2 separate regions of the Homo sapiens genome follow, and region 1 is linked to region 2. The links are chromatin loops, found by intact Hi-C in ENCODE. Cell type or tissue: IMR-90. All regions are shown on one strand. Links, peaks and the distances in the headings refer to the core of each region. The heading gives the core; the rest is flanking DNA. Region 1 has its middle 220 kb from the start of SEMA3C. Region 2 has its middle 280 kb from the start of SEMA3C.

Region 1 (16,753 bases), core at 4,551-12,550, 60 kb after region 2:
TGGCCCCAGGTGCATCCAGAGATGCATCTGGGAACCAGGGCCTGGAGTCAGAAGCCTTAGGAATCTGCCTGGTGCTTTATTCTACTGTGGCTAAGCTGGCACCCAAGCTGCAACACAAAGTCTTCCTCACTCCTCCCTCCCATTTCCTCAAGCAGAGGAGTCTCCTTCCAGTAACCACCAGCATCCCAGGCCCACAGCAGGTACTGCCTGGACACTGCTGATCTACACTCAAGGCTCAAGGGCTCTTCAGTAAGCTCATGGTCAATGTTGCCAGTTCTGAGTTTTGCTCTTCAAGGCAGTGGACTCCCTCCTGGCCCAGAGGATGTCCAGAAATGCCATCCAGGATCCAAAGCCTAGAATCAGGGACCTCAGGAGTCTGCTTGGTGCTCTACCCCACTGTGGCCATGCTGGTACCCAAGCTGCAAGACAATGTTCCCTTTTCTCTTCCCTCTTCTTTCCTCAAGCAAAAGGGAGTCTCTCTCCATAGCCACCACAGCTGGGAATGTGGCAGGTCTCACCTGAAGCCAGTATACCTCTGAGTCTCACCCAAGGCCCACGGCAAGTAGAACCTGAGTACCCCTGCTGATTATTCAGGGCCCAAGGGCTTTTTAGTCAGCAGTTGATTAACTCTGCCAGGACTAGCTCCTTCCCTTCAAGGCAGCAGTTTCCTTTCTTACCCACAGTGTGTTTAGAAATGTTGTCCAGTAGCTAGGGCCTGGAATAGAGGCCTTAGGAATCTGTCTGGTGCCCTATTGTGTCCGGAATTGGTGGGTTCTTGGTCTCACTGACTTCAAGAATGAAGCTGCGGACCCTCGCGGTGAGTGTTACAGTTCTTAAAGGCGGCGTGTCCGGAGTTTGTTCCTTCTGATGTTCGGATGTGTTCGGAGTTTCTTCCTTCTGGTGGGTTCCTGGTCTTGCTGGCTCAGGAGCGAAGCTGCAGACCTTCGCCGTGAATGTTACAGCTCTTAAGGTGGTGCATCTGGAGTTGTTCGTTCCTCCCAGTGGGTTCGTGGTCTCGCTGGCTTCAGGAGTGAAGCTGCAGACCTTCATGGTGAGTGTTACAGCTCATAAAGGCAGTGTGGACCCAAAGAGTGAGCAGTAGCAAGATTTATTGCAAACAGTGAAAGAACAAAGCTTTCACAGTGTGGAAGGGGACCCCAGCGGGTTGCCACTGCTGGCTCGGGCAGCCTGCTTTTATTCTCTTATCTGGCCTCACCCACATCCTGCTGATTGGTCCATTTTACAGAGAGCGGAGTGGTCTGTTTTGAAAGGGTACTGATTGGTGTGTTTATAATCCTTGAACTAGATGCAAAGGTTCTCCACCTCCCCACTAGATTAGCTAGATACAGAGTGTGGACACAAAGGTTCTCCAAGTCCCCACCAGAGTAGCTAGATACAGAGTATCAATTGGTGCATTCACAAACCCTGAACTAGACACAGGTGCTGATTGGTGTGTTTACAAACCTTGAGCTAGATACAGAGTGTCGATTGGTGTATTTACAATCCCTTAGCTAGACAGAAAGGTTCTCCAAGTCCCCACTAGAATCAGGAGCCCAGCTAGCTTCACCCAGTGGATCCCGCACCGGGGCCGCAGGTGGAGCTGCCTGCCAGTCCCGCGCCATGTGCCCGCACTCCTCAGCCCTTGGGTGGTCGTTGGGACTGGGCCCCGTGGAGCAGGGGGCGGCGCTTGTCGGGGAGGCTCCAGCCACACAGGAGCCCACGGAGTGGGGGAGAGGCTCAGGCATGGCGGGCTGCAGGTCCGGAGCCCTGCCCCTCGGGGAGGCAGCTAAGGCCCAGCGAGAAATCGAGTGCAGCGCCGGTGGGCCGGCACTGCTTGGGGACCCAGCACACCCTCCGCAGCCGCTGGCCCGGGTGCTAAGCCCCTCATTGCCCAGGGCCGGCAGAGCCGGCCGGCCGCTCAGAGTGTGGGGCCCGCCGAGCCCACACCCACCCAGAACTCGCGCTGGCCGGCAAGCAGCCCCGGTTCCCGCCCGCTCCTCTCCCTTCACACCTCCCGGCAAGCTGAGGGAGCCGGCTCCGGCCTTGGCCAGCCCAGAAAGGGGCTCCCACAGTGCAGTGGCGGGCTGAAGGGCTCCTCAAGTGCGGCCAGAGTGAGTGCCAAGGCTGTGGAGGCGCTGAGAGCAAGCGAGGGCTGTGTGGCACCTCTCACTATTCTACTGTGGCTGAGCTGGTATCCAAGTTGTAAGACAAAGTCCTCTTTACTCTTCCCCTCTCTATCCTCAAGCAGAGGGAAGGAATCTCTCCCGGAACCGAAACTGTGAGTTGTACTGCCTGGGGTTGGAGGAGGGGTGATGCAAACACACCCTTGGCCCCCATGGCTAGTATCTCAATAGATCATATGCCCCAAGTCCACTAGTTCCGAGCCCAGGACAGCACCAGGACTTGTCTAGAAACTACAGTCCTTGTGGCCTAGACTGTCTTTCAGGTTTATTTAGGACCCCACAGTGCTTTTGCCACCAGTGTTGGGGCTAGTTAGACTCAGGTTTTCACAGCAGGCAAGGACAATTTGCCTCTGGTTAGGGCTGGTATAAATGCTCTCTCCATTGGTGTCAGCCAAGCTCTGCCCCATGTCGTTTGCTGCTGTGACAGAGCAGCACTGAGTTCTAATGAAGGTCCCATAGTCACCACACTGTCTCCTCATCAGGAGCGCAGATTCTCTCTGCACCATGTGGCTGCTGCCAGGGAGTAGGGGAGGGGTGTTGTAGGTGGTTCAAAACTGTCTTTCCTGCCCCCTCCAGTGCTTCTTACTGAGATCACTCACCTGACTTTTGAATGTTATGAAATGTTTTTGTTTTGTTTTGTTTTGTGGATAGTTCCTCAATTTGGTGTTCCTGCATGGGGAGGGGAAGATCACAGGAGGCTTCTGTTAGACCATCTTGCTCCACTTCCTCCTCACGCACTAGAATTTTCAGTCTATATGAAACACATAACAATTTCACTGGTTAAATAAATATTCATCAATTTGTTCATAACACGAATGCATCTGCTTAACAGGGACTAAAAAAAAAAAAAAAAACAACCAAGATTCTGCTTTTCAAGAATCATAGGACTTGGGGAAAATTTATATGCCTATGCTAGAGAGAACATCCCTGAAGTAATATAAACAAGTATCCAAAATGAGCATATATAAATACTAAATGCAATGTAATGGAAGAAACAGTATGGGCTGGGGTCAGTCCAGCTTCCTGGAAGAAATTTGGCCAAATAGCTGTGCAACTCTGGGGGGATAGTTTAACCTTTGTGAATCTCACTGACCTCATCTGTGAATGAGGAGCTTGTTCTCCATAATTTCAGCCTGCATGCAATTCTCATGGTCTATGAAGTCATGTTTCTCAGCTTAACTCCATAGGAGTGGAAGTCGTGTATTGGCAAAGGCAAAGAGTACGCCTTTCTTGAAAGGCAAGCACAAAGTTCACTGGTTAGACATTTGTTCAACAATTTTAACAAGGCTTGTCTCAGAGGATATTTGGGGAAATGAGCTTAAAATTGTATATATGTTGGCTGGCTTGACTAACTAAACAAGTCAGCTAATTTGTAGTCTTCCTATTTACACAATTATGTTAATATAAACTGCCACTTATTAGCATTTTATTATATGCCAGGCATGCTACATTATTTTCTCACTGCACCTTACTACAACTACTGAGACTAGGTATTACATTCATTTTACAGATGAAAAAGATGAGACTCAATGAATTTAACAAGACAAGAAGTGAAGAACTAGGATTTAAGGACAAAACTGACTGGTTCTGATGCATGTTATTTTTCCACCAGGAATAACACGGCTCTCTCTAATATTTAGGCAGCGCTTACTGGGGCACTGCTGAAAGGATTTCACAAGCATTTAATTCATTCCATTCTCAAACGATCCCATGACATATGCATACTTTTTAATCCCTGTTTTATAGATGAGAAATATGAAAAACAGAAAAATTAAGTAACTTGTGGGAAACTACACAGCTACTAAGAAGCAGAGCTAGGATACACTGTGCCATGAATTCTTTCCCATATAACGCTGTGTAAATGCCAGGTGGGTGTATATGACTATTACAGTGTATTAGATGGGGTAGATAACTCATGTTACCATGTCTCAGTTATTTCTTAAATACTGGGCAAAATGAATGAAATGATGCACAGTAAAGGACCTACCCAAATGTTAGGTAAATTGTTTTATCCATCCAGAGTCAAAGGAATATTTGCTTTGCCACGTGTGAAAAATGCCTAATAGATTTTCTTATCAGGGGGCTATCACTGCTAATAAACAGAAAAATTTCATTGGCAATTACTACATAGCTAAGGGTTTTACTTGAATTCAACTTTTAACTGCATTTATCCTCAAGCAGCAAGGGATTTTTTTTGCAGGTAAATTGTATGTTATGTAGACATTATTGTTCCATATGAGATCAAAGAAAATTCTTTCCTATTCATTTTATTATGCCAAAGAGCTGAGGAGGGTCTTGGAATGTTTTTAGATAAGAATTGAATGAGAAAACTTAACAGTTTTTAATCCTATCTTTAGAGAGTTTTTTAAAATAAATTAACCTAAAGTGAAAAGTAGTCATATCCACTAATACTAGAAATATGAACTTTCTCTTGAAAAAAAAAAAAGAGGAAGTATGTATAAGACTGCATTCCTGGAGGACTTTCCTCTTTATTCAAGTCCATAAAACAGAATGATTGCTTCCTTTCCATATCCCAGTATCACATGTCAGAATAATGATGTTCTCTGACATTTATTAGAAACATTACTGTATTTTTACTGTAATGTCTTGGTGGCTAAAAACGATAAAAGTATTTATGAATGTAAGTCCAAGTTCTTCTATTCATTATCAAGTTACCAAGAAATTCCTCAAGTAAAGAAATATATGATTGAAATAACAGAAAATAGAGAAGGAAGGAAGGAGAAGGAAGAGGAGAATTAGGAAGTCAAAATATTATAAATACTCATAAAAAATAATATTTTAGCCAGAAATTCATACCACTAATTGCTTATAAAAGAAGTTCTAGGTCAGAGTTTGGCAAATTGTGTTCTGTAAAGGACCAAATAATAAATATTTTAGTGTTCATGAGCCATAAGATCTCTCTTGCAACTATTCAAAATCTGCTATTTCTGGTGACAGGATGGCCATAAACTACTTGTAAACAAATGGATATAGCTGTGATCCCATAATATTTTGTTTAAAAAAACTGGTGGAGGGCCAATTTGACTCTCAGGTCCTCTCTAAATCATAATGCTGAGATGATATCCTAGTGCTTTTTGATAGAATTTTCCACTTTGAATGAAATGTTCTATATCTGTGCTGTTCAACATGGTAGCCACTAGTCACATGTGGCTACTGAGCATTTGAGATATGGCTAGTGAGAGTGAAGAATTGAGTTTGACATTTTATTTGATTTTAATCATTTTATATTTAAGTAGGCATATGTGAGTAGTGGCTACATATTGGACTGCATACTATATTTCTTTGCTTCTTATATTTTAACCTGAGAGTATAATTACAGAATTTCTTTTTATTGCTAATTAACAAAAAGAAGTTTTTTATACATTGAGTTTTCCAAAGTGCAAAACTTTAAAAGATACAAAAATTTACACTATGTATCAAAAAATTAAAAGACCATTTAACCTATTTTATAGTATATAATATCCATATACACAAACAAAAAAATACAGCACATATCTGTCTTTACACTTTAAAGCCTCCCTAGCTTTAAGATGAAATTGTGGCAAAAGCTACAGATGTGAGAAAAATATGGTTAAAACAAATAAAACATTTAATTTTGCTCATTCTATATATTTTACTATTAATGAACTAAACAAATACCTCGAATGTAATTCCAGATAGAAATTTCCAAAAGGTATGTGGCATCATTACATATAGCAAAGCATTGCTCTAAAAGGGTTACAGCATAATTTGATGAAAAGAAACTGAGCTTTGTAATCAAAAGCTTTGAGTTCAAGATTCTGCTTTATTCTTACTACTCAAATGGTATTTTCAAAATATTACTTTATTTCTTGAAGTCACAGTTTCACAGTTTTCCTTGGAGGTAAAATCAAGATATACATATCACCCATTAAAACAAGTTGTGGTGGGGATTGTGGGGTTTAAATAATATGTACACCCTACATATACCATAAACTGCTACACAGATATCTGTTTTCATTATTCTCAAAAAGAGAAAGAATAAATAATACAGTAGCCAGAGTCTTTATGGCCACCTTAAATCATGTGTTGAAATCATAATCCCCAAAGTGATGGTATTAACAGTTTTGGCCCTTGGAAGGTGATCAGGTCATGAGGGTGGAGTCCTCATAAATAGGATTAGTGCCCTTATAAAAGACCTGAGAGAGCTCCCTCACTCTTTCCACCATGATAGGATACAGCGAGAAGGCACTATTCTATGAACCAGGAAATGGGCGCTCGCCAGACACTGACTCTGCAGCACCTAAATCTTGGACTTCCCAGGTTCCAGAACTGTGAGAAATAATTTATCTAATTCATATGCCAATGAGTCACAGTATTTTGTTATAACAGCCTAAATGGACTAGACAGATGCATATCCCACGTGTACTCTGCCTGAAAATGCCTAAAACTAGCTCATCTCTCCTACCCCTCCTAACGAGTGCTCACCTTTTTGACTGGTAACCTAATGCTGCAGTTATCAACCTCAGCATTCACTTCTGAAGAGACAGTCATTATATTAAGTTCCTGGAAAAATGTTTCCACAGTGCTAGAATTTTTGAACTCTCTTATAGTTAACAGCAGAGCAGAGAAAGAAAGAAGGAGAAAGAGCTTATTTAGAGACATAAACAGGCTGGGCGTGGTGGCTCACGCCTGTAATCTCAGCACTTTGGGAGGCTGAGGCGGGCAGATCACAAGGTCAGGAGATCGAGACCATCCTCGCTAACACAGTGAAACCCTGTCTCTACTAAAAATACAAAAAATTAGCCGGGCATGGTGGTGGACACCTGTAGTCCCAGCTGCTGAGGAGGCTGAGGCAGGAAATGGCGTGAACCAGGGAGGTGGAGTTCGCAGTGAGCAGAGATCACACCACTGCACTCCAGCCTGTGTGACAGAGCAAGACTCCATCTCAAAAAAAAAGAAAAAAGAAAAAGAGAGACATAAACAAAAAAATCAATGACAGCCCAAGTGTGTTGCTTAGGAAATGGATTTAAAAAAATAATAAATCTGCTTTATATTTATCGAGCAGGCATCATTGTCATGCAGGGGAAAAGTCAACGTTGTCTTAAGTGGGAGGTTTCTGTTCCAGGACTAAGAAAGCCATTCACTCCATTTCCAACAATGGCTTTCCACTCAAATATTCAAGAGTGATGGGTGCTTCACAGACCTTCTACTCCTCTTCACTTCAGACTAGCCATATCCATATTTGATCTGTGAGAAAGAAGTGGTGAGAGGGAAGAAATGGGAAAAGAGCTTTTCACCAGTTGTTTCCTGCTCACCAAAATATATATTTAGTTCTTGCAAGCCTAAGGATTATAATAACAGTTTTTTCTTGTTATAACTATAAAAAATAGACTGTTAATGTTTTGTTACTGTTTACTGCCACTTCTATGTCCACTCCAAATTAGCAACTTAAAAAAGTCCCTTGAGTGAGACTTGGGGGAAGTGATATACTAGAAAATTAATGATCAGCTTGCTAAAAAAAATGCACTTACAAATGTTAGCAAAATTAATGCCACCACTAGATTGCTAACATAAAAAGCCCTGCTGAGAACTACATTACATAATTTTAGACATAAAGCTTACTTTAGACCAGGTGCGGTGGCTCACACCTGTAACCTAGCACTTTGGGAGGCCAAGGAGGGTGTATCATGAGGTCAGGAGATCGTGACCAGCCTGGCTGACATGGTGAAACCCTGTCTCTACTAAAAATACAAAAAATTAGGTGGGCATGGTGGCGCACACCTGTAATCCCAGCTACTTGGGAGGCTGAGGCAGGAGAATTGCTTGAACCCAGGTTGCAGTGAGCTGAGATCGTGCCACTGCACTCCAGCCTGGACGACAGAGCAAGACTCCGTCTCAAAAAACAAACAAACAAATAAAAAAAAACTTACTTTAAGTGACTATACCCACCTTATTTGCAGTTTACACCTATAACTTGAAGTACACTCAGGTTTTATTATTCTATTGTCAGCATAGTGTGACAAAAGAGACAGACTCTAAATAAATGGTTTTAATCTGACTCAGCAAATAAGTTGCTCCTGTCGTTGATGCAAGATCATAGTTCATCATGAATATGGACTGACATTTCCTTTTACCTTAATCAGTAAGACAAATGTGATAAAACAGAGATGTATGTCTAACCTTCACTCGTTTGTCAATGATGTGAGTAACTTCTTTGCTGAATAAAATAATCTTTCATGAATACTGAAAGATTTTTTCAGATTTTAGGCTATTTTTGGACTATTCACAATGTAAATGGATGCAGATACAACACACTTTTAAACATAATTTGCATTATTAATATATCCTTCATCATTTTATTACATCAAAGCCATCCAAAAACCTAAATCAAGCCTTCTAATTGCCATGGCACCAATTTTCTCATCATGTCCTATTTCACACTACCAACATGACATCAACGAACACAGTGTTGAAAAACTACACAGAAGTAAACCACTATATAGCATTTCCACCATATATATGAAGACCATAATATAGATAACAAAATTATTAGAAAAGTATACATTTAAGTATTAGTCCTTTGTCTTGTCTGCAATTTGTAAAAAAGAGTATACATGAAGTGCAATAAAATGCAGCACAATTAAACAAGCTATGCTTTCTAGTCAATGGAAATTATGTTAAATCTATTTCATATATATACATTTTAACAGTTTTAAAAGTAAAAATTCAATATCCCAACTAATACAAATACATTTAACAATCAAATATTTATTGTTTACCAGTATAATAAAAATAAGGATCAAAATCTATTGAATACTATTATAAACTGACTTGTTCCCTACAAATTCATATCTTGAAGTCCTGACCCCACTGTGACTGTATTTGGAGTTAGGGCCTTTAGGGAGGTAACTGGAATTAAATGAGGATGTAAGGGTGTGCCCTAATCCAGCAGGTCTGGAGTTCTTGTAAGAAGAGAAAGAGACACCAGAGCCCTCTCTCTCCAGCACTGTGAGAAAATAAACTTCTGTTGTTTAAGCCATCCCATCTGTGATATTTTGTTATGGTAGCCTGAGCAAACTAAAACAGATTTTTAAACTGTCGTGAGTATTTCCTCTTTATTTTGTTATGAATTGTGTGTGTGTGTGTGTGTGTGTGTGTGTGTGTTTATAAGAAGTATCTTGTTTTCTTCCCTCATTATTCTCTTATCATGTACATAAAATGCATTAACTTTATATTGTAGTATTTAAGTGTTGTTAGCGTTACATCATTGTACTTAAGTTATGAGATGTTACTTTCTGAATGTTTGTGTTTCCCCAAAATTCCTATGTTGAAACCCAATTCCCAGTGTGATTGTATTAAGAAATGAGGCCGGCTAGGCGCAGTGGCTCACGCTTGTAATCCTAGCACTTTGGAAGGCCAAGGCAGGCAGATCACCTGAGGTCAGGAGTTTGAGATCAGCCTGACCAACATGGGGAAACCCCATCTCTACTAAAAATACAAAATTAGCCAAGCATGGTGGTGCATGCCTGTAATCCCAGCTACTCGGAGGGTGAGGCAGGAGAACCGCTTGAATCCAGGAGGTGGAGGTTGTGGTGAGCCGAGATCGTGCCATTGGACTCCAGCCTGGGCAACAAGAGCAAAACTCTGTCTCTTTCATACACACACACACACACACACACACACACACACACACACACTTACACAGAAATGGGGCCTTTGGAGATGATTAAGTCATGAGGGTGGAGTTTTCATGAGTGAGACTAGTGTCATTATAAGGAGCTGCCAAGGCCAGAGTTCTCCCCTTCTACCATGTGAGGACACAGGGAGAAGGCACCGTCTATGAAGAAGAGAAAGCCCAACAGATCAAATTTGCTGGCACCTTGATCTTGGCATTCTTTAGAAACACTAGTTTAGCATACTGCATAAATAATACCTGTATTTGTCTGTTCTCATGCTGCTAATAGAGACATACCTAAGGCTGGGTAATTTATAAAGGAAAGAGTTTTAATTGACTCACAGTTCCACATGGCTGGGGAGGCCTCACAGTCATGGTGGAAGGAGAAGGGGAAGCAACATGTCTTGACATGTTTTACATGGCAGCAGGCAGGAGAGCTTATGTAGAGGAACTCCCTTTTATAAAACCATCAGATCTCTTCAGACTTATTCACTATCAAGAGAACATCACAGGAAAGACCCTTCCCCATGATTCTATTACCTCCCACTGGGTCCCTCCCATGACGTGGGAATATGGGAGCTACAATTCAAGATGAGATTTGGGTGGGGACACAGCCAAACTGTATCAATACCTGTTATATACTAGGCATTCAATAAAAAGTTTTTCAATTAATAAATGAATAAATAAGTAAAACTAAAGACCAAAGCACTGTTCTTTTCTTCTAGAACATTTGCCTGATCACTTCAGGACAGTAACATTCAATGTTGAACACTGGAAGTAGTTAAATAACTTACTCTTTTTGCTTTAATTGTCCTTGAGTCTAGGGAAGGAGGTGAGGTTCATTTCAGGTTCTACAGGATGGCTAGAGAATGGGGGAATTTGGTTGAGAACTTAGGGTATGTCACATGTGAATGTTGGCAATGAGATTGGAGAAATGGGTATTGGCCAGCTATGAAACTCAAATGAGTAGTAATCTTCTATTTACAAATAATAAAATATTTTCTACAGAGAGAAGAAGAATATTGCCTAAAGATTTTGAAAGCAATAGAAGAACTGGATCTGAGAAGAAAGAGGACACAGAGCTCAGGTGTACCATAATAAAATGAGAGTACCACAGCAGAGTTTGCAGCCAGAGTCAAAGGCAGGTGAAACTGAAGGAATTCTTCACTGATCTGGCTGGCATTGCTCTCCTTTGTAGTGCAAATTTTCTCGTCATATTCAAGTTTTGTTTGCATCAAACAGTATTTCTAAATCTGACTCATTTTCTGTTCACTGCTAGGATAATGCTATTGCCTGTCTGAAAGTATCTAATCAGAGGGTGGAGGCATGGAAGAGATAATCTCTCTCCACCTATTGTCTAGCCAGCATCCCTCGAGGTCCACATTGCTGTCTAGTGTCACTGTTCTTTACATATTATTCAAACCGACAATCATCTGCAATATGTGATTTAAGAATATATAGAATATAGGTCGGGCACAGTGGCTCACACCTGTAATCCCAACACTTGGGGAAGCCGAGGCAGGCAGATCACCTGAGGCCAGGAGTTCGAGGCCAGACTGGCTAACATGGTGAAACTCTGTTTCTACTAAAAATACAAAAATTATTCAGGTGTGGAGGCACGTACCTGTAATCCCAGCTACTCGGGAGGCTGAGGCAGAAGAATCGCTTGAACCCAGGAGGTGGAGGTTGCAGTGAGCCAAATCACACCACTGCACTCCAGCCTGGGTGGCAGAGTCAGACTCTGTCCCAGAAGAAAAAAATATATGTATGTGTGTGTGTGTGTGTGTGCATATATATATATATATATATGCACAGCTAGGTCAGGAGGTATTTCTTGCCACAGATGCACAGCATACCTAGAACTAGGTTTTCCCACTTATATTCTAGGTTAATAATATTTTTTGGCCACGGGTCTGGACTCCTTTGTTTTTCATAATGTGCTACCCCTTTGGAGGGGTGGTTTTGTTGCACATTTCTGCTCGTGGATTTCAATCAGGATATTTCAATCATCAGAGATGCCTAATTGTACTGATCATCAAATATGAAAGGGGTCTGAGCCTCAGTTGTTTACTTCCCCAAACCTACTTGCCACCCTAAGCAATTTTTCCAGTTCCTTCTCAAAAACCTTTATGTTTTATGTAACAAAGTCTGTGAGAGTTGGAAAACTCTTACCAAGCCAATTTATTTGTCTCATATAAAAATAAAGTAGACAAGAAGGACCTTAAAATTAAAAGAATAAAAACATTTGAATGAAAGAGGGCTGTACTATATTCGAATATATACTTTCTTCCTGGCTAAGTTATTCTAAAGAGTCTGAGCATAAAGTAATTTTGTATCTAGATCTGAATACTGGAAATATAATTTCTTGCTAATAGAAATTATTAAATCCCACTGGAAAGAAGAAATGCATCTCTCTATCCTAGAGATCTTTTCAATGATTTTATTTTTCTATAAGCCCAAATTGTTACAACAAGTAGTTACACTGTGTGCAGTATACATATAGATCCTGTAGAGTTGCTGCTCACTACAGATACTTAATGGCAAAGCTTTTTCTTTACAAAGAAGTGAAACCCACACAGAACAAAAATATAAAAGTTAGCTTTTTAAAAGATAAAAAATTGAAGTCAAACTGCAAGAGGTACAGCCAGTTGATTAAAAAAAAAATAAACAAGAAAACATTAGCTTCGATTGCTTGAAGTCTTACAAAGAAAGTATGGGAATCAATGACACACACTTCCATCTTCCCTTTTTGGGCTACATGGATTTTTTATTTCTGATATTTTTTGCCTGTCAACAGATTAGTTTTCTCAGATTATTCATCGTGTCTATCTCCATAACTCAGCTTAGCCCTGGTTTTCCTTCGTCAGAGGAGCTCCAATCCACCAATGTTCATAACCATTCAACTCCCAAGACCATTATCAACCAATTGAAGATGTTTGCAAAAGAAACCTTATCCCTTTGACCTATAGTTGGGTGGATTTCTTTGGGTCCAATACTCATCTACAGCTCAATTGGCAATGGACAGGAAAAACTGTTTGTGGTATAAATCTGACAACCTATACTCATTCTTTCAGTAGAGAATGTGATCTAAGCAGGCATGAAAAAATATGTGCTACAAATGAACAATGGAGTCCTTGTTCATCAACAACTTAACAATTTCTGGAAGATAAGTAATAATCATACATATCGGGCTTATAAGAATGAATCTAAAGTAAAGGACTTTATGCAGTGAAAATACAATTCTAGTATGATTTCTGTAATAGGTTCTGGTAAAAATTCAATGTAAAAGTTGGAATAAGAGCCTTATAAACATTTTCTTGTTCATCTACAAGAAACACATAAAATGATATGAGCAAAATGACACAAATGCTATACAATTCTAAGATGCATGTTAATTTTTATTTGAAGTGTCTTTTGTGATATAAAATATTTTAGGTGGATGACAAATACCCTGACATAGTAAATCCAGCTAGAATAAATATAATTTTAGCTAAAGTTGTGCATAATAGGTGTTTCTTAAAATAATAATTTTCCCAGTTGACAAATTAAATATGGAAACAGATATCAATGGAAATAATTTTTCATTAATCACTGCATACAAGGTCATACATTTCTTCAGTTCCATAGACATATAACAGACTTATAATTAGAACTTAGTTCATTTTGTTTCTATTTCTATTCACCACCGTTCCTGTGCAGAGATCTTGGTGCTGTGGCACACTCTCTGCTCCACACCTGGACCTCGTTCCAGGTTTTTGGTGCACCTGCCCTCATGGAATAACAGCTTGGGCCACCACTTCCTTTTCATGCAAATAATTTGATGCAGGGGCACTCCCCCATCTCTAGACCCAGATGTAGTTCCACGTATTTGGCACACCTTCGTCCATGAATTAGGAGTTTAAGCTACCCCTCTAATCCCGTGCAACAACCTTGTGGTGGTGGTTGTTTCTCCACTCCTTCTCCATGCATATCATCCAGCTTAAAGCATACCTGCTCCACTGGGTTAGAAGCTTGATCTACCTCATCTACCCCTTGCAGCAGCTACTTTTCTGTCCCATGCCAGGACATATTTCCAGACACTTGGCGCACCTGCTTACTTGGATTAGGAGCATCAGATACCTCCCCTCTTCAAGTGCAGAGATCTTAGCGCAGCAGCGTGCTCTCTACTTGGTTCCCAGGCATATATCAAGGCATTTGGAGCACTGACACTTCTAAATTAGGAGTTTAGTCTGCCCCATCTTCCTGTGCAGATAAGTTGGGGTAGCAGAGGTTTCCCAACTCCAAATCTAGACACACCTCTGGATACTTTGTGGCCACCCCCAAGAACCCTTCAGAACTGGTGCTTTGCCTTCCATTGGGGAACCTATAGGTGAGCTTCTTCATCTTGGGCCCCCCTCCGTGGCTGAGCAGGGAGCTCAGACCACTGTGCATTCCACAGATCAGCCCATTACCTGAGGCAACAGAGAGCTTCTCCCAGTAATTAAGGATCAATTATATACACATCCACATTGGCTGTAGCCAGTTCTTACCCATAAGAACCACCCACTGGCCTATGACATAAGCTTCCAGAAATCTCCACCATTTTAGCCCTTCAGGATACAGTGAGCCTGTTCAAACATCCAGTACATTGTTGCTACAATCAGCATTTGGGAAAGCCACCATACAAAGGCTATTTACAACGAAGGAACTTATACAGACTCTTTGCCACTGAAAGCATCCAGAACCAAAGCCAAAGGACTCTATACAGCATACATTATAGACACCTCCTTGAGAAGGAAAAGAGCCTCATCCAAACAAAAGCAAATTCAAAAAATAAAGAGAGATAGCTTATCTAGATGACAAAGAACCAGAGAAACAACTCTGAAAGTATGAAAAAACTGAGTGTTACAACAGCCGCAATGAACACTAACTCTCCAGCAACAGATCCTAACCAAAATGAAATCTTTGAAGTACCATATTAATAATTCAAAATACTGATCTTAAAGGAGCTCATTGAGATTGAAGAGAAAGCTGAAAACATACACAAAGATATCAGAAAAGCAATTCAGAATCTGAAAAATGATATTGACATCATTGAAAAAAATAGAACTGAAAATAAAAAAAAAATTGAAGGAATTACAAAATACAATTGAAACCTTTAAAAATAGTATAGACTTAGTGAAAGAAAGAATTTTAGAGCTAGAAGACAGGTCCTTCAAATTAGCCCAATTAGATAAAAAAAAAAGTTACAAAATGAACAAAGCCTTGGAGAAATATGGGATTATGTAAAGCATCCAAACCCACAGATTACAGGTACACCATAGGAAGAAGAAGAAAAAGTAAAAAGTATGGAAAAACTACTTGAGAAAATTATTCAGGAAAACTTCCCAGGTCTTGGGAGAGATTTAGATATACTGATACAAGAAGGCTAGAGAACTCCTGGAAGATAAATTTCAAGAAGGGCCTCACCAAGACACAGAGTCATCGGACTAGCAAAAGACAATGCATAGGAAGAAAATCTTAAGAGCAGAAAGAGAGAATTATCTAACTGCCTATAAAGGAAATCCCATCTGACTAACTTCTAAGCAAAAACTCTGCAAGCAAGAAGAGACTGGGAGCCTACTTTTAGCCTCCTTAAAGAAAAAAAAAATGCCAGCCAAGAATTTTATTTCCTGTCAAACTAAGCTTCATAAGACTAAGCTTTCCCAGACAAACAAATGCTAAGGAAATTCGTCACCACTAGACTGGGTCCTACAAGAAATGCTCAAAGGAATTCTAAACATGGAAACAAAAGGACCATACTCACCATCATGAAAGGACACTTAAGTACAAAGCTCACTGATTGAAACTCCAAAGAAACTAGCTAACAGCACTAAGACAGGAACAAAACCTCACATACTAAAATTAACTTTGAATGTAAATGACATAAATGATCCACTTAAAATATACAAATTGGAAAATTCGATTAAAAAAACCCGCTCAACCAGGAGAGACAAACCTGCAGATCAAAGACAGCTATAGATTCAAAGTAAGAGGGTAGAAAAAGCTTTATCACACAAATGGAAAACAAAAGAGAGGAGGAGCAGCCATTCTCATATAAGATAAAACAGACTTCCAACCAACAACAGTAAAAGGGACAAGGAAGGGCATTATAATATTAAGGATACAATAAAACAAGAAGATTTAACTGTCCGAAATATATATGCACCCAACACCTGAGCACCCACATTCATAAAACAAAAAACACTAGGCCTAAGAAATCAGGTTAATAGCAATACAATAATCATGGGGTTTTCAATACTCCAATGACATCACTAGAGAGATCATCAAGGCAGAAAATCAACAAAGAAACTCTGGACTGCTGGGTGCAGTGACTCACGCCTGTAATCCCAGCACTTTGGGAGGCCGAGGAGGGTGGATCACAAGGTCAGGAGATCAACATCATCCTGGCAAACACGGTGAAACCCTGTCTCTACTAAAATACAAAAAATTAGCCGGGTGTGGTGGCGGGGGCCTGTAGTCCCAGCTACTCGAGAGGCTGAGGCAGGAGAATGGCGTGAACCCGGAGGCGGAGCTTGCAGTGAGCCGAGATCGCGCCACGGCACTACAGCCTGGGTGACAGAGCGAGACTCCGTCTCAAAAAAAAAAAAAAAAAAAAAGAAAGAAAGAAAGAAAGAAACTCTAGACTTAAACTAGGCTATAGACCAAATCCAAATGGACCTACTGGACATTTACAGAATATTTCATCCAACAATGACAGAATATGTGGTTCTGCTCATGGAACATTCTACAAAATCAACCATATGTTTGGTCATAAAGCAAGTCTCAATAAATTTTTTTAAAGTTAAAATTATATCAAATACCTTCTCAGACCACAGTGGAATAAAATTAGAAATCAATACCAAGAGGAACTCTCGGCCAGGCGTGGTGGCTC
Region 2 (16,753 bases), core at 3,933-11,932:
GCTAAAGGAAGTATTAAGGTTTTTTTTAATTTTAGGAATCTGCATAAAATGGACAGGGTACATTAGGTGAATATTCTATGTGTGTTTCTAATGTTTTGATCTTGGAAACTTAAGTGGACACATCTAAAAATGATGATAGTATCAATTCCTCATACCAATTTGGTAAAAAACAAAACATATGCTGTCTGTGCACATCAGAATTAGAAGTAAATCACTCACTCTCTCTCTCTGTGTGTATGTGCGTGTGTTTATAGAGAGAAAGAGTGCAAAATTAAATATAGTTCCTTGTTAATTAAAGTCATGAAAATATATTGCTCTAATTTTAAAGTTATTTAAGGTATTTTTTAATTCATACATTAGCCACGTTATTAATGAGCAATTACACATGCTATATTATAGACTATGTTTTTAACAACCACAAATAAGTTTATAGTAAGGTTACAATAGTCACATACTATGACACAAACATAGCCATTTAGCTGCACCTGAAGAGCAATTTTTCTAGAATTGTAGATTTCATGATTCTTTTTTCCATGAAAAGAATTTACTATCGCATTGATTTAATGATTCTTTTTCCATAAGGATTATTTACTGAAAGCTCAATCTATAAAGTAATCTCACAGTAACTAAACGAGGACATATGTGATGCTGGAGGACCAATTCTTGTTTCTCTTAAACCTGGCTGTACCACTAACTGATTGCATAGATTTAAGCAAGTTAAATAACCTCTCCTGTCTCATTTTCCTTCTCTGTATTACGGAAATGATACTAGTGCATAATTTATATTTTTGTTATGAAGAATACCAGCAATAATATATGTAAATGGTTCAGTGACTGACAAAGAGTTGACCCTCAACTAATGTTAACCTACGATAACCAAATGCATAGATGTTTATATTAATTTTTTAATGGAGATAAAGCCTAATGTAAAAACTTATGATAATTGGGTGAAGTACATAAATTGAGTACAATTTATGTACTCTGACTTTATAATTTAATCTGTGTGATTGTTCACTTCAGTCCTGTTTCTCCATTCACAATAAATTAAACTTAACAACAATAAAAAATTCCTTTTCAGTAGCAAAAGAAATGAAACAACATAATATAGCAGAAAAATATGGAATTTACAGATACATTGGACTTAAATTTTGAATTTAAAGTAACCAATCTTTTAATTGTTTAAAATAAACTTTTAGTTTTAGAACAGTTTTACACTTACAGAATAATTGTGAAGACAACATAGAGAGTTCCCATGAAGCCCACACCAAGTTTACTCTATTACTAAAATCTTACATTGATACGGTACATTTGTCACAATTAATGGACCAACGCTGATACATTATTATTAAAGTTTATATTTTATTCTGACTTCTTTAGTTTTTGCCTAATGTGCTTTTTCTGTTTTGGGATCACATTTAGGATAGCGTATTATGTTTGGTCGTCACATCTCCGTAGGCTCCTCTTGGCTATGACGGTTTCTCAGACTTCCTTTGTTTTTGATGACCTTGACAGTTTTGAAGTGTTCTGGGCAGATATTTTGTAGACTGTCCCTCAATTGGGGTTTGTCTCATGTTGTTTAATGATTAGACAGGGGTTATATGTTTTCAGGAGGAAGATAGCAGAGAGAAAATGCCATTTGCATCACTTGAGAAGTCATTTAAAATTTATGAGACCTCAACATACTTTTACAAAATAGAGTGAAAATAAATTTTATATTGTTTCCCAGAGATGTTTAAAGTTTAACAAAGAAATACATATCAAAAGTTATGAGACAAGGCAGGATCACTTGAGCCCAGGAGTTCGAGACCAGCTTGGGCAACATAGCGAGACCCTGTCTCTACAAAAATGTTCCAAAACTGTCTGGAACAAATGACAATTTGGGATCCCCTTTTATAAAGGAGAGTAGGATTGTGAGGAAGACAAGATAGAGGAGTCACGGAAGGTGATGGAGGGAACTTACTCCACTCCAAAAAGAAATAAACCCATCTCCTTTTGAAACAGTATTAATGGCTACCAAAGAACAGAGAGACTGGTTTTTATGGCTTTATTTACAAATATGGCAGGAGAGCCTTTAGAGTAGAATTGGTCCACTTTTGCATGAACCCATGAGAAAAAATCAGCTAATTATTTACCTAATAATTGTATTTGAAACATCTAACTCTGTGTCATACATGTTATTTATACTCTACTTCCAAGATATGAATCTAAGAACTCTGTTACTCTGTATGTAGACAAACGCCACAATCTGATTTTGTCTCAGAGCTGCTATTATATATCTGGGAAATCACATTCTGAAAGCATTGTGGTTTTTTGCTCCCCACCTTCTGCCTCAGATATAATCTGGGATGAGATTAATATGGAAAAATACGAAGAAAAATAATTTACCTTGAGAATTGTTTGGGAGGAAAAAACAACAAAAGTTGATAAGACATGCTTTTGATGAGATAGTCAAAATGAGTTACCATTGATCATCATGAAGTTTTATATTCAAAGATGAGTTTGTCAAATACTTTTTCCGTCTCAGAGAACCCATACATTACAACAAAGCATATAGAGGATATGAGCTGGGGTAACGGACATTACTGCTCCTTACATTTCAATGGCTGCTGATCAGCCATATGGCTCACCTAACCATCAATTTGGGAAAATAAGTTTGTGTGACAAAGAGGAGAGAAAAGGAGACTATTTCAATAATCCAAGGGTAAGGAGGAAATGATCTAAACCAAGATGGGGTAAGAAAATAGGTAGGAACAAATAAATGTAAATGATTAGGAAAAGGAAAGATTAATTGATAGAGCTTGAAAATGGACTCAATATGAGAGTCAAAATGGAAAGGAGTTCATTGAGACTTGAAGGTTGCAAATCTAGCAAGATATTAAATTTAAAATTTTGTTAATCAATAACATGAACTCCCAAGTAAAAGCTCTAAGACTACTTTGGGGAGTAGGACCACATCTATCTATATATCTGTAACTATCTACATCTACATCTATCTATATACACGTACACCTACATGTACATAATGAACATCTGTGTATTCTGCTTTAAAGAGAAAATTGTTATGGAAAATTATCTTAGTTCTGGTTTATTAAAGAAGAATAGATTCATTAGTAATGCATGTCTAAAAAAGTTGACAATATTCCTAGAGTTATTTCATTTACATCCCTTTAACCCAGTGCACAGGTTAAACTTATCCCTCATGGTAGAGGTAGGTATGCAGTAGATAAACCACAGTTGAACCTTGAAATCTTGAATTGTAATGTTTATAAACCTAAGTAACCACATCTTTGATGAGAACACACCTTTAATTCCAAAAATATTTTGGCAAAGCTACTTTGAGCAATATTATCTCTGGCAAAGAATACTTAATTTCATACTTACAGATGTTATTTTGCCAACATACACCTCAGCTAACCACCTAACTATGAGAAATTTGACCTCTGATAGTGTTCGCTCAATCTAAATTTTATAACCTTGTCCTCAGGGAATTGATTTTTTAAACACCATGCAAATCCATTATTGAACCAGTAAATAGTGATGGAGTAGAAAGAAACCTGTACATTTATTCAGCTTTAATTACACTTCCACTGATTTCTGTCTCATAATTTAAATAGAGCAACAATAACAACAACAACAAAATTAGAGGAAAATGAATTCCATGTCCACTAACAATTAGATGGATAAACTAGTTATGACTTTGGCATTTGGCTGTGTAGCTAAATATCTTTATATTAGTTCTGTAAGTATATGGAGTAGAGATGGAAGCACACATAAATTGTTTAAAATGTATTTATATTATTGAAAAAGAAAACTAGGAATACCTAAAAGTTTATTCATCAGCTCTGGTTGTACAACCATACTCCTGATGTTGATCATCTCCACATGGCTATTTATCCGTATTTCTTGGATAAGGGATTTCTTGAGAGAGTTCCAAAGTCATTTTCAAATCTTGGACCTTATTCCAAAGCACAGCAGACACAGTTACCAATAATGCAAAGAACCTAAAACAAATACAAATTTCTTGAGAATATCTTGGATTAAATTAGTCATTTCCTACTTCTAGTGCTCCATATTGATTTTGTTAAATGAGGATATGTAATTTAAAAAAAGAGAGTTCACTTGCAGATTATCAAAAACATGCAAATTTAATTGACAATGAGATACAGTTTTGAAAAATCATTTTAAATACCTAACACTGTTGAGGGTGTCATACAGATAAGTTGCTACTACACACTTTACAGCTAACAATTTCTACCAGAGCAAGCTATTTGAGAATCATTTCATCTCCCATCTCCAATCTCAAAAGAAAAATTTTTGTATTTTTTCACTGAGAAAATGTTAAGTGATCAAACAGGAAATATCCCATGTCACAGTCCATAGACTTGTCTATATCTATCACTACATTTTGCCTTTCATTCTGGTCAAAACAGATAAACTTTCTCTGTTTCTATCTAAAACCAACCCCTCCACAGAGTCTGAGCTATAGCACACATCTTTTTCTCTTCTAATTCTTTCATTTGCATCATACATTTTCCTTGACTGATCTACCATTACCATCAGCCTACCATCATCCTGAAATTATTACCATCTTACAGGGTCTCCCAGACACTATATCATTCTTTAGTTAAACTTTTCCTAATGAAGAACTTTATTACAACAAACCTTTTTATCTCCAGTTTCTCACCTCCAAATTTCTCCTAAATCTAATCCTAAAATTGTATTTAAAACATTTTATTAAAACTGGTTGTGACAAGGTTATCAATGACCTTTTTTTCATATCGAATTATCAATTCTCAGTTCTCTTCTTATGCAATCCACTGCTGCCATTTGATACTGTTATCACTTCCTTCTTATTTGCATTTTTCCTTCCACTGAATTTTGTGATTTCATACTTTACTAGGTTTCATTTTACGTCCATGTTTACTTTTTCTGTCTCCGTTGCTGGCTCCTGTCTTCCATATATTGAAGTGCTGGATTTTCTTCTGTCATCATTTATGTTTATGCCAGTCTAATGACTTTACAAACCTCCTAAACTTAGAACATCTCAAGCCATTCCCTGGGTCCAAATATGAAAATGCAACCTTTTACTTGGTTGTGTGAGAAGGGCTGAAGAATGTGGAGAAGAGAGATATGATAAAGGGCAGACAAAAACTTGTTAAAGGGCATTTCGCAGACAGAAAGAAACAAATACCCGCTTGCTGAGGGACAGGATGCTCAACTTTCATTACAAAGATGTTAGTGTTTGAAAGATGTGACCCCTGCCTCCTCCCCTCAGCTGAATCCTGCATGAGGCAATTCACACTTATTGGTTGGTGCAAAAGTAATTGCAAACATTAAATGGGAAAGGTTATTTTTGTGAACATTTAAAAAATGGTCCCAGTTCCACATCTGGGTCCATGTGAGGCCAAATAGAAACTGCAGATGGAGAAAAGCAAGATAATCTATTACCTAAGCAAGTTAAGCAGAAGCAGGAAAATAGAGCCAGAAGGGACCACGATGATGCAAAGTCCTCCTGAGATTTCTCAGAAATGTAGAGAAAGTAACGTAAATAATGTGATCTAAACCTTTACAGGTAGTGATGACAGCTAATTTCTGGATTACACATGCACATTTGCATCTGAAGACTATTGTCAACAAGGAGGAAGCGTGATATGAAAAGCTGACGTGAAATAAAATATTTAATTATTTTCTGAAATTCATTTCCATTCAATGCCTGTGCTAATAAATGGAATGTGAAGATAAAATTCAATAGGGAGAAATGGACATAATTGAAATTTTCTCATCATGTATCCTTTACCTGGCACATCAGAAAATATCTTACATAGGACTAAGTGCCAAAAATCATCCTCTGAATTAAAATATATGGCCTCAATCACACTTCAAACACATCTGGATTTACATAAATTAAAGTAATTTAGCTTAATATGGAAGAGAATATGACATGTATATGAGACATATTTCACGTGAAAAGATTTTAGAATTGAGTGAATCTAGGATTAATCAACTTAAATTAATCTAAGAGTTACTTAGAATTTACTTGCGTATTATAATTTCATGAATTTTTCATGAGGTAAATGAATGCCAGGTTAACAAAGTGGCCTGTAATTTTTTTCTTTCCTGAAATTCCTTATCAAAATCACATTAATATGCAATGTATCAAAGTCATGCAGAAAACTCAATTCCCAGTGTTCCTAGATTTTTTTTTCCCAGAGGACAATGACTGCATTTTATATTTCTTAGTTTATAAACTACTTGGAGTTGGTTGTAATATTTACCAACAACAGACTTGAATGTGTAAAGCCAGTGCTCCAGAGGCTATTACCTTGTAGATGTGTTGATCCGGATTTTGGTTTTCAGTCAACAGATTCATGGAGATGCCTTGGGTTTTGTTTCATGTTTCAAATCTTTCCATCCTATTTAGATGTTTCCCATACAAGTGGAATTTTGTGTTAGAATAGCAAAGCAAAACATTTAGACTATTAAGCCACTTATTAATTAATTTATTTTTTTGAAACGGAGTCTTGCTCTGTCGCCAGACTGGAATGCAGTGGCCCCATCTTGGCTCACTGCAACCTCTGCCTCCAGGGTTCAAACGATTCTCCTGCCTCACCCTTCCAAGTAGCTGGGACTAGAGGCACGCATCACCACACCCAGCTAAATTTTTGTATTTTTAGTAGAGGAGGGGTCTCACCGTGTTGGCCAGGATGGTCTTGATCTCCTGACCTCGTGATCCACCAGCCTCGGCCTCCCAAAGTGCTGGGATTACAGGCATGAGCCACCGCCCCCAGCCTAAACCACTTATTTAAATATTAGATAAGTAATTTAGAACAAAGTATAAGGTAATTTAAACTAGCTGAAACTAGATTCTGCTTTTTCTTTTATCCACCTATTCTTAATCTCTAAAGTTTATTTTTGAGATTCTCTCAGGCTTGAGTAAAGTGACTCTAAATCATTCTTGAAGCAAAGAAAAAAGCTTGTCATATCAAAGCCCAGGTAAGTATACAGTTTCTAGTCTCTTTCCCCAGATACTTCAAGTTTCATTTGCTCTTGAATCGTCTGCCTTTGTGCTCTTTATTGCAGGGTAAACTATTGTTTGATTGCTGGACTCTGATATTACTTAGAGAGCTACATGAATTCCCTAAGAATTGTGTTAATCTCCAGAACAGTTTGAGATTGCCTTGCTTGCACTATTAGTTAGTATTTCTGAATCTGCAACGTTCCACAATCCCCCGCAGGTAAAATGAAATCACCCTAGCATGCTATATTTACCATAATTGAATCCGCATAAATGTCACTTATGTACCCTGCTGAATCTAAAAAAAAAGTTGAAAAAGATAAAAACTTAAAAACACCAAAAAAAAAGAAGCATCACTTAAGGACTTGGTATCCAATGTAATAGGGCCAGATATAGCGTTTATATTAACATGATGCTAGCTGCTGTAAAAACACTTCAGATGTATGGTGGTCCAAATATTATAAAAATTTATTTCTCATTTAATAAAGGCCAAAATAGATTTTAAAAAGAAAGAAAAATGCAAACTAATCTGTATTAGTCAGGGTTCTCCAAAGGGAGAGAACTACTAGGATACATGTATATATGAAAGGGAGTTTATTAAGGAGAAGTGACTCACACAATCACAAGTTGAAGTCTCACAATAGGCCATCTGCAGCTGAAGAGCCAGGAAGCTAGGAGTAGCTCAGTCTGAGTCCCAAAGCCTCAAAAGTAGAGAAGTTGACAGTGCAGCCTTCAGTCTGTGGCCGAAGGCCTGAGAGCCCCAGGCAAACCAAGAGTCCAAAGCTCAAGGAACCTGGTGTCTGATGTTCAAGAGCAGGAAGTATCCAGCATGGGAGAAAGATGAAAGCCGGAAGACTCAGAAAGCCAGCTTATCCCACCTTCTTCCACCCGTTTTGTTCTAGCCACACTGGCAGCCAATTGGATGGTGCGCACCCACACTGAAGGTGGGTGTTCGTCTACCAGTCTATTGACGCCAGTGTTAATCTCCTCTGGCAACACCCTCACAGACACACCCAGAAACAATACTTTGCATCCTTCAGTCCAATCAAGTTGACACAATATTAACTATCACATAAACTAAATGTTTTTCAAGTTCATGTTACTTCAGTAAACTTCGATAAATAAGAATATTGTTAGTTAATTAAAATGGTCATGCCTTCAGAGTTGTCAGAATTATACAGAAGGCAAACACACGATTTCTCTCTCCATTAGACGTTTAAAATCCTAAGATAATGGGTTCAACCTAAGAACAAATGCACAAGTGCAGTGTCCATCGATGTATGTATATAAAGCACGACAATAAAACAAAACCCCAATTATTCAACTTTCTACATTCTTACTTTTGTGATCCTTGCCTAACATGCAGATACTGTAAAAATAATTGACAGGGAAATACCTTGAGATGATGACCTTTGTCTAATATCCTATTTAAGATTTTTAAGTAATCTAAGCATAATTGTGAAGAACAAGTTAATTAAATAAATGTAAGTGGAATAAAAGTTTGTAAATGAACTTTTTAACAATAGAAAACGAAAAATAAGCAAAATGATTTTAGAAACTTTCGACAAAATAGAGACGTATATGGAAAAAATTAACCACTACTTTGAAACACGCATTCCATGTTTCCTGAGGCTACCATTAAAAATTCCCACAAATTTAGTGACTTAAAACAACAGAAATTTATTCTTTCACAGTTCTGGAGGCTAGAGGTATGAAATTAAGCAAGGCCATGCTCCTTCCAAGACTCTAAGGGTGAATTCATGTCTTCCATCCTAACCTTTGTACTATTGTTGCCATACATTTTACATTTTCCTGTGTTATAAACCCTACACTCCATTATTTGTCCTTCATCTATTTTATTTCAAAAATATTTAAATATTAAGAAAACAGTCAATTTCATTTTTCTAGGTAATTACCAGCATTTTCCATTGCTTTGTGTGGATCCAGATTTTCATCTAGTATCATTTTCCTTCTGTCCCCCAAAAATGATTTTGACATTTCTTTTTTCTGGTAATGAATTATTTTACCTTTGATGTCCATTTTTCTTTTTAATTTTGTCTTAATTTTTGAAATGAGTCTAGAATTCTAAGTTGGCAAATATTTCTCTTTCAGCACATTAAAAATATTGTTCCACTGTTTGCTGGTTTGCAATGATTCCAACAGGATATCTGGTGCAATCCTAATTTTTGGTCCTTGGCATGTGGGGTATGTGAGTGTGTGTGTGTGTGTGTGTGTGTGTGTGTGTGTGTGTGTGTATTATTTTCCTCTGTTGCTTGCAAGTTTTTCTCTTCATCACTGGTATTAAGCAATTTCATTACTATGTGACTTGGTATAGATCTTCATGTTTATCGTGACTGGGATTCGTTGAGCATCCTAGATCTGTGGGTTTATAACATTTATTAAAATTGGAAATAAATGTTTTTATAAGTATTCTTACATTTTTTCTGCCTTCCCCCCTCTCTTCTCTGCTTTGGGAATGTTAATTACATGTATGTTGGGGTGCTTCAAATTGTTGCTATTCACCAATCCACTGTTTTTGTTCGTTTTTTTGTTTTTTTTTTTTAATTCACTTTTCTTTCCGGGTTTCATTTGGGATAGTTTCTACTGCTGTGCCTTCAAGTTCACTAAACTTTTTCTATGTATGTCTAATATGTCCCAATATTCCATTAAGCAGGTCCAGTGTATTGTTTATTTCAGACATTGTAATTTTACCTCTAGAAATTGAATTTAGGTCTTTCATGTATCATATGTATCTATTTAACAGGTTCAACATATCTTCTAGATTCTTGAATGCATAGAATACAATTATAACTGTCATTATATCCTTCTATGCTTACTCTTTCATCTGTTCCATTTAATGGATCAGTTTCAAATAATCGATTTTTCTACTCATTATAGATTGTATTTCCCTAGTTTCTTGAATCCTAATAATTTTTGTATTGGATACTAAACATTGGAAATTGTACATTGTTAGGTGTTAATTTGTTAGTGTTGCTCTGCACTATGGTTATATTACATTAAAACAGTTTTATCTTTTTGGGTTTTGTTTTTATTTTATATTTTTTCATTAGAAATGCAACAGTGTTTAGCATGCAGCTAATTCTCCCTACTCCTGAGGCAAAATTCTCTGGGTGCTTATCCTATGCCCCATGGGTTTGATGAAGTTTTGATCTCTAGCTGCTTGAAACAGAAATACTTCCAGCCCTGTGAAATTCCCAGAGATCATTCCCTTTAATCACATCAAGCAGTCCATTTGTTGGCTTTAGCTAAGTTTCTTCACACATATAGACTGATCAGTATCATTTTATTATTTATTTATTTATGTATTTATTTATGGTATTTAGTTATTTCAGGCTACAGGCAATTTTGGTACCTGTTGCTACATCTTGGCCAGAATAAGACATGTCTGAATTATATTTTTATGGGCAACTGTGACCCAAATGTGATGTATTTATTTTATTTTGGTACAAAATTAAATTCAAATATAGTAACTTAAATTCAACTATAGTACAAACAACAATATATTTAAAGATCATGAAAACTGAAGTACATGAAGTACAAAGTGGCAAATTGGGTCATTTCCTTTACAACATGATTCTATACTGTCATTTGAACACATATAAAATAACACTGAGGAACTGAAGTGAAACATGTCACAAATATTACAGTTGCCATGTGTGCTTTCAAGTGTGTCTTCTAGAATTGACTTGCCATCCCAAGACTTCATTACGGGGAGAACTATAGTTATTTTACAGACTAAAAACTTTTCCCATTTGAAATACTACAGAATTTTAAGGCCAATATACTGTGGGTTCATTTCTCTTAACCTGCAGGGTCGAATGCAATGCTTTACTCAAAATCCATTAAGCTTCCAGTTCAAATCTTAACCCGACCTTATAACCTTCTGCATGGAAGTTTTTCCCATCAGTTTAAGCTGACAGGATCACTTTGACTCCTGATGGAAAGGTTTCAGTATACCCGTGTGCATTCAGACTGGCATGAGTTACTCTACCAAATGCAGAAGATCTATAATCCAGCTTGTATACTGTAGTAAAGCAAAATCGGGTGTTGTCACTACCAGCTCTCCAAACAAGATTTTTTGGAGTTTCAATTTTCTCATTAACCTTCTTGCATACAAAACTTTCAAGTTCAGTGCCATCATTCACATGAGATTACAGCTAGAGGTGTGCAGCTTTGTGAACCAGGGTGAAATGATTCTCTGATAGTTTGGATTTGCTTGTGTCAGAAATCATCTGACAGCCATCAAGGCAAAGTTCGAAGGCCAGCAGAGCCCAACCATAAAGCGTTGGTCTAGAAAAATCTCCAGCAGTAGTACTGCCAAGTAATACTGCCAAGACTTACTTATTCACATGTAGAGGAAGCCTTCAATTTTCCGCATTTAGAACAAATATCATTTCAAAAGTCACTTGCAGTTGGCATTTCAGTCAATTGTTTTTCCAAAGCTATTTCTGTCCCATGAACATTATCTTTGTTTCATTTTTGGATAAAGGTAACTTTATTCTGTCAATGACAGGTTAGCTATTTGGCAGCTTTTAGCTGGATCATACTTGGTGAGAAGAAGCCCATATTATTGGACTGTACATAGAACCCATTCCTGCCTCTGACTTTGGAGTCATTGCACAGGGTTGGCTGAGACTGGCACACACCAGACAGATGAGTCATATTTCTTACTTGTTGATGAATACCTCTTTTGCTGACAGTCCTCTCTAGTGTGTGCTGATATGAGACACAAAGATCCACAGACTTTCTGCTGACCTACATAAGTCTATCTTTATGCCTCTTCCTGAAACCACTTTGGCTCTGATTTTCCATCTTGTTATTTGCAGGCTCCAGTTAGACCTGCCAGTTGATTAAATACTGCTTAGGAGTCTGTATACACATTTATGTCAGGTTAATTCCCTTTTCATACAAAGTTGATGAGCATATGTGCCGTTTCTTACCAACTGATGGCACTTCACTTAGCTTTGTCCTTTGGAGACGATCAGCACTGTCTTCGAGGGACCCCCATGTGTGGAGCTGTAGTGCTGCAGCAGTCCAACATATTAGGCTGATTCATGCAATAACCAGACCTGAGAATTTTCCCGTTTTGAAGCTGATTAAAGGGACCCATCCCCAAAAGGTCATTGCTATAAGTTGAGTGAGAGGCAAAAAATGCAGCAAAGGTAGGTGATTTGAGGCAGTGAGCTATCGATTCACATACTTATACCCTCTGGACCAGCAAGCTTGGACCTAATTTCAAGTCTACTATTTCCATCATAAAATGGATTTGTACTCCTCATAACTTGGTAGATAGGATAATACCCAGATAATGATGCAGTGCTCTGTTTTCATGGTTACTTGACCTCAGACAGAGCTCAATAGCATACAAGTAGCTAATTTTCAAATGGTGAGTAGTTCTTTGGGACAGAAAGCCTATTCTCCCTCTAGATTCTAGGGATCCATACTGATATTTCGTATAACATTATGCTGGTGATTTCTTGTAGAATTCCTACTTACCTATCTTTAGCTATCAAGGATATCTTTGATTTTGTTAGGATTTCCAAGTGGGAGGGAAGGTTACTCTGCAGGCTGGACCTGCCCCAGAGCCCTTTCTTCCTCAGAGTTTCATTCAAAATAGGTAGTCTTCACAGTCATATAATGAATAGGTCAGAGAGCCACTTTCAATTATAGAATATACTTCCCTAAAATCCAAAGAGGTCCAAAAAGCACTGTGCCTCTTTCTTAGTGGTAGAAGATTCAAGATCCAATAACTTTCATTTACTTGGCATGCTCCAGATCATTTTATCCCTAAAAAAAACTCAAGTTGATATGGCAGGCCCTAGATTGCTATAGGGTTTATCTCTACAACAGTCTGCCATTATCTTGTCAGCATACTCACAGTACTTGGAATTTCTTGTCTACCATGTCAAATTAGCCTAATGTCATCAATATAGTTGGTCAGCATGATTTTCTGCAAAACATAAATAGTAAAGTTTTCTAGACTATATAGTGACAAAGAGAAGGACAATTAACATAGCTTTTAGACATAGACAACAATGTGACTGTTGATCTTTCCATATAAGTGTAAACTATTTCTGATCATTTTTACTGATTTATTAGATCAAATGTCACACACCAAGGGTAAAATGCTATGTTAATATAATCCAGAGAAGATGTTACATAAGGCACAGCAACTGCAGTTGGGGCTAACACTTTATGAAGTTTAGGGTAATCCATTATCCTCTTTCACATCCGTTTGACTTCTCTTGCCATGAAATAGAAGGAATGTACATTGATACAATGAGGAAAACCATCCCTGTTAATTCTTTGAGGGTTGTGCCAAACTCTGTAATTCCTCCTGGCATGTAGTTTTGCTTCCGATTTACTATCTTGAGTGGGAACAAGGGGGAGGGATATTTTACGGGCTTCCAGTTGAATATTTTTACTATCATAGTAGCTCTTACTCCACAAACTAGAGATGCAATGTGGGAGTTTTGCCTGTTGCTCAGTATAATCCCCCCAATTATATACTTTGGGGTTGGAAAAACGATCACAGGATGGGTCCACCATCCCACTGAAACCACTATGAAATAAACTTGGGACCCAACTCCATTTATCATCTGGCCTTTATAGTTCTCTAACTGAGGAGGCATGGTGATATGTCAGGTCCACAGGTAGTGTCAGCTCAAACTGTGTAGGCCACAACCCTCAAAAGATCTGGGTGTCTACATCACAAGATATCTTTAGGTCCTTTAGAGGAAGGTTTGGATAATGTTGTACGTGATTGCAGTGAGACTGTCAGAGCCCTTCTTCAGAGAAAGCCACACTCCTTTTAGAACAATAGGTCCTGAGTTTGTCACTTGGCTCAAATCTAGAAATTCGGCAAGAGATTATGATTTTTTCATCTTGGTGGTAGAAAGCCTTTTATTTTTAAAGAATTTTTTTTGGTTACAAAAGTTTTTTAGTTTTAATATTTTTTAAATCTGGTTATACAAGTCAAACAATATCTTAGTTAGGAGCCTATCTTTCTCACCACTGGAAATAATATAATATATTAGCCATCATACAGAGCTTTGCAAATTAAAACACCAAGACTGCCACCTCTTTCTTGCTATAATGGTAATTGCACCTACTTTGTGTCTGATGGGTAAGTATCATCACTTGCTTTTGCCTATTATGGGAACATATCAGGTCTATTGATAATAAGTCTAATTCCAGGGTAGTTTCTCTTACCTTCAATCCTATACTATACACGACAACTACATTGAGCCTGTCAATTATGCCGATACCCCCTCACTAGTGCATCCATTTCTAATTGCCTAAGGGAAAGAAATAACTTCTGGGCCACGTAGGGAACATAGTTAATTCCCAGGACCTAGGAAACATAGACAATTTCTGGTCTCACATAATAAGTTCATTAGGTACTGGGCCCAGTTTTTTTAACTCAAATTTTTATCTCAAAAAAACAGGTTACTTTTTTGTTTGCTTTTAACAGATGGGCCCAACTTTTGCCCAATTTTCTCACGTGCCCAATTTTTGGAGCGTTTAGCCACTTACCTTCATACTTTGCCAAGGCAGTCCCAGTATCTGCACCTTATTTTCACCAGTCCTTCACTATTGTCAGAATTTCAAAGTGATTCCGGTATAATAGTGGATCTCAAACTTTAACATACATTTGAGTCACTTAGAAGCCTTCTTAAATAGCAGATTCTGGGCCCCATCCCTCAAATTTCTATTTCATATGTCTAGGGAAGTGAAAAGAATGTGTGTTTCTAGCAAGTTCCCAGGTGGTTCTAATGCTGCTGGTCCAGGGACTACACTTGGAGAAGCATTGTTGTAATCAGTGCTGATTCTTCCATCTCTGTCTCATTCCAGTGTAATACATCTGGGAGTCTCAGGAAATGTGATGTTGAAGCATATTAACAATTGTCACCACCCTACTTACCAAGTATGTTTTCCTTATTGAAATCTGACTCGGCAGTGACCCAATTCCAGAATCCCAACATGAAGGGCTGCTTTCCAGACTCTGTGTAACAAGCTGTCCTGGTTTGGCTTCACTGTGAAAGCCAAACCAGAGGTAAGGACCTAGGAATATATAGTGAATAGGAAAGGCAATCTCAGAAAATAAAAGTGAGATTATGGGAAAAGTAAGACAGGGAAGTGTTAACTGGCAGTAACTACCATGTTATCAAGTTGGTTACTACTGTAAATAACTCAGAGACTATCCCTCTGGTGATATCCCATTAAGGTATCATGCAGGGCATGTCTTAGAATTATCCACCAAAGGATGAGGAAGCTGTGCACCTATGTCCTTATGCTCATCTCATTATTTGAAGGGTTTTTAGGGGACATCAAATTCTGCACTCCATTATTGTACAAGCTTATGGCTGAATGACTTTTTGTGTATAGAGTAGCTAGATACTGGACACTGGCAAATATGTGTGAAACTGTTAAGTGGTCTAAGGAAGTGGTGCCTCACAAGTGCCCACTATAGCACATTACTTAGATATATGGATATGAAGACCAGATGAAACAGTTAAAAGAGTTGAAGTTACAGTAATTGGATTTGGAGAATAGTACTCTTGGAGGTGGGCAATGAAATGCAAGTGGAGGCATTAATGGACTGGAGTATTTTACCTTATGCTTTAGAGAGAAATTTGACTTTTACAATTATGCATATTCATTATTTTAAGTAAAAGGTAAAGTTCACGGGGTTGACAAATGCATTAACTATGGATTGAAAAATTAGTTTGGCATTCCTGAACTAAAAAGTTAAGCTATTTCAACATCTATTTCTTAATTCTTCTTCTGATATACTTTGTTTTGTCCAACTTTTCTCCTATTGCTTTAGCTGAGACATAATAATCTAGAAAAGAGACAGGTTATTTTTTCATTTCTTTTTAACAGATGGCCCTGGATTGATTTGCCAAAGATCCACCCAGGAATCCTGACTCATTAAAGAAGGGTGGAGATTTTCTGAGCTAAGCGAGAGACCTTTCCTCAGAGGTCATTTTCTCTTCGACTTCTTCTGAGGCAACTCCTGCAGCCAGCCCCCAAAGACAGAATCAGATAATAGGAATTCAAAAACCTAACTTAACTGTGAGCCATGTTACAAGGTTCAAGACCTTCAGCAACAGCCAGTTTTACTAAGTTACTAATAGTCAAGGAGGTAAAAAATGTTTTTCTGTTTTGTCTTTTATTGATGACTAAATGAGAATTATCGATACCTCATTATGAAGTTTCTTTCTTTTCAGAAGTAAAGTGCATATTTAGTCTTTTGGATTTTTAGTAGTTGGCAAAAATTTAAGTGCTGAACACTGAAGTAATTTACCATGTTATCATATTGCTCTGTAATACTATAATACATCCTTTTCTGTGTGTAGCTGAGACTATATATTTCCTGAAAATAGATACTCCAGCTCTTTCATCTCTGTGCTACATTTTCTAGCCACAGAATGCTGGGAATTATAACATTTAATATTTTTACACAAATAATAATGTTAATGGATGGCCATAAATGAATGTCAGAAACCCCAAATTCTTGTCCTCATTTTAATACAGAATTCCAAATCTGCATTTTCACAAAGTCCATTCTTGGTAAAAGGTGCCCTAAGTGTATTTACTATTATGACTTTTATTGTGAGAGTTTCAAACAGCAGTGCAGTTGGGGATAGGAAGGGAAGAAACTTATCTGAGGCCAGGTAGAACTGCTTCACTCCTCACAAATCACACTGCAAC

The links. Hi-C counts contacts between places; a loop is a spot of excess contacts. Peaks named below come from ENCODE experiments on the same cell type or tissue, not always from the same donor. Only the 100,000 strongest peaks of a DNase experiment are listed, where the experiment ranks them.
Region 1: a loop joins it to region 2, with 3.0 times the contacts of the local background. A loop is called at or near these places in 2 of 110 quality-filtered maps.

What each region holds. Positions count from the first base shown.
Region 1 is chr7:81,126,998-81,143,750 of GRCh38, reverse strand. No RefSeq gene overlaps it. Among named protein-coding and RNA genes, the nearest start is that of SEMA3C, 220 kb to the right of the region's middle. In IMR-90, for the core only: no CTCF peak of the experiment used is centred there; no DNase peak of the experiment used is centred there.
Region 2 is chr7:81,186,138-81,202,890 of GRCh38, reverse strand. It overlaps the pseudogene LOC100420647. Among named protein-coding and RNA genes, the nearest start is that of SEMA3C, 280 kb to the right of the region's middle. In IMR-90, for the core only: no CTCF peak of the experiment used is centred there; a DNase peak (open chromatin) is centred at 7,640.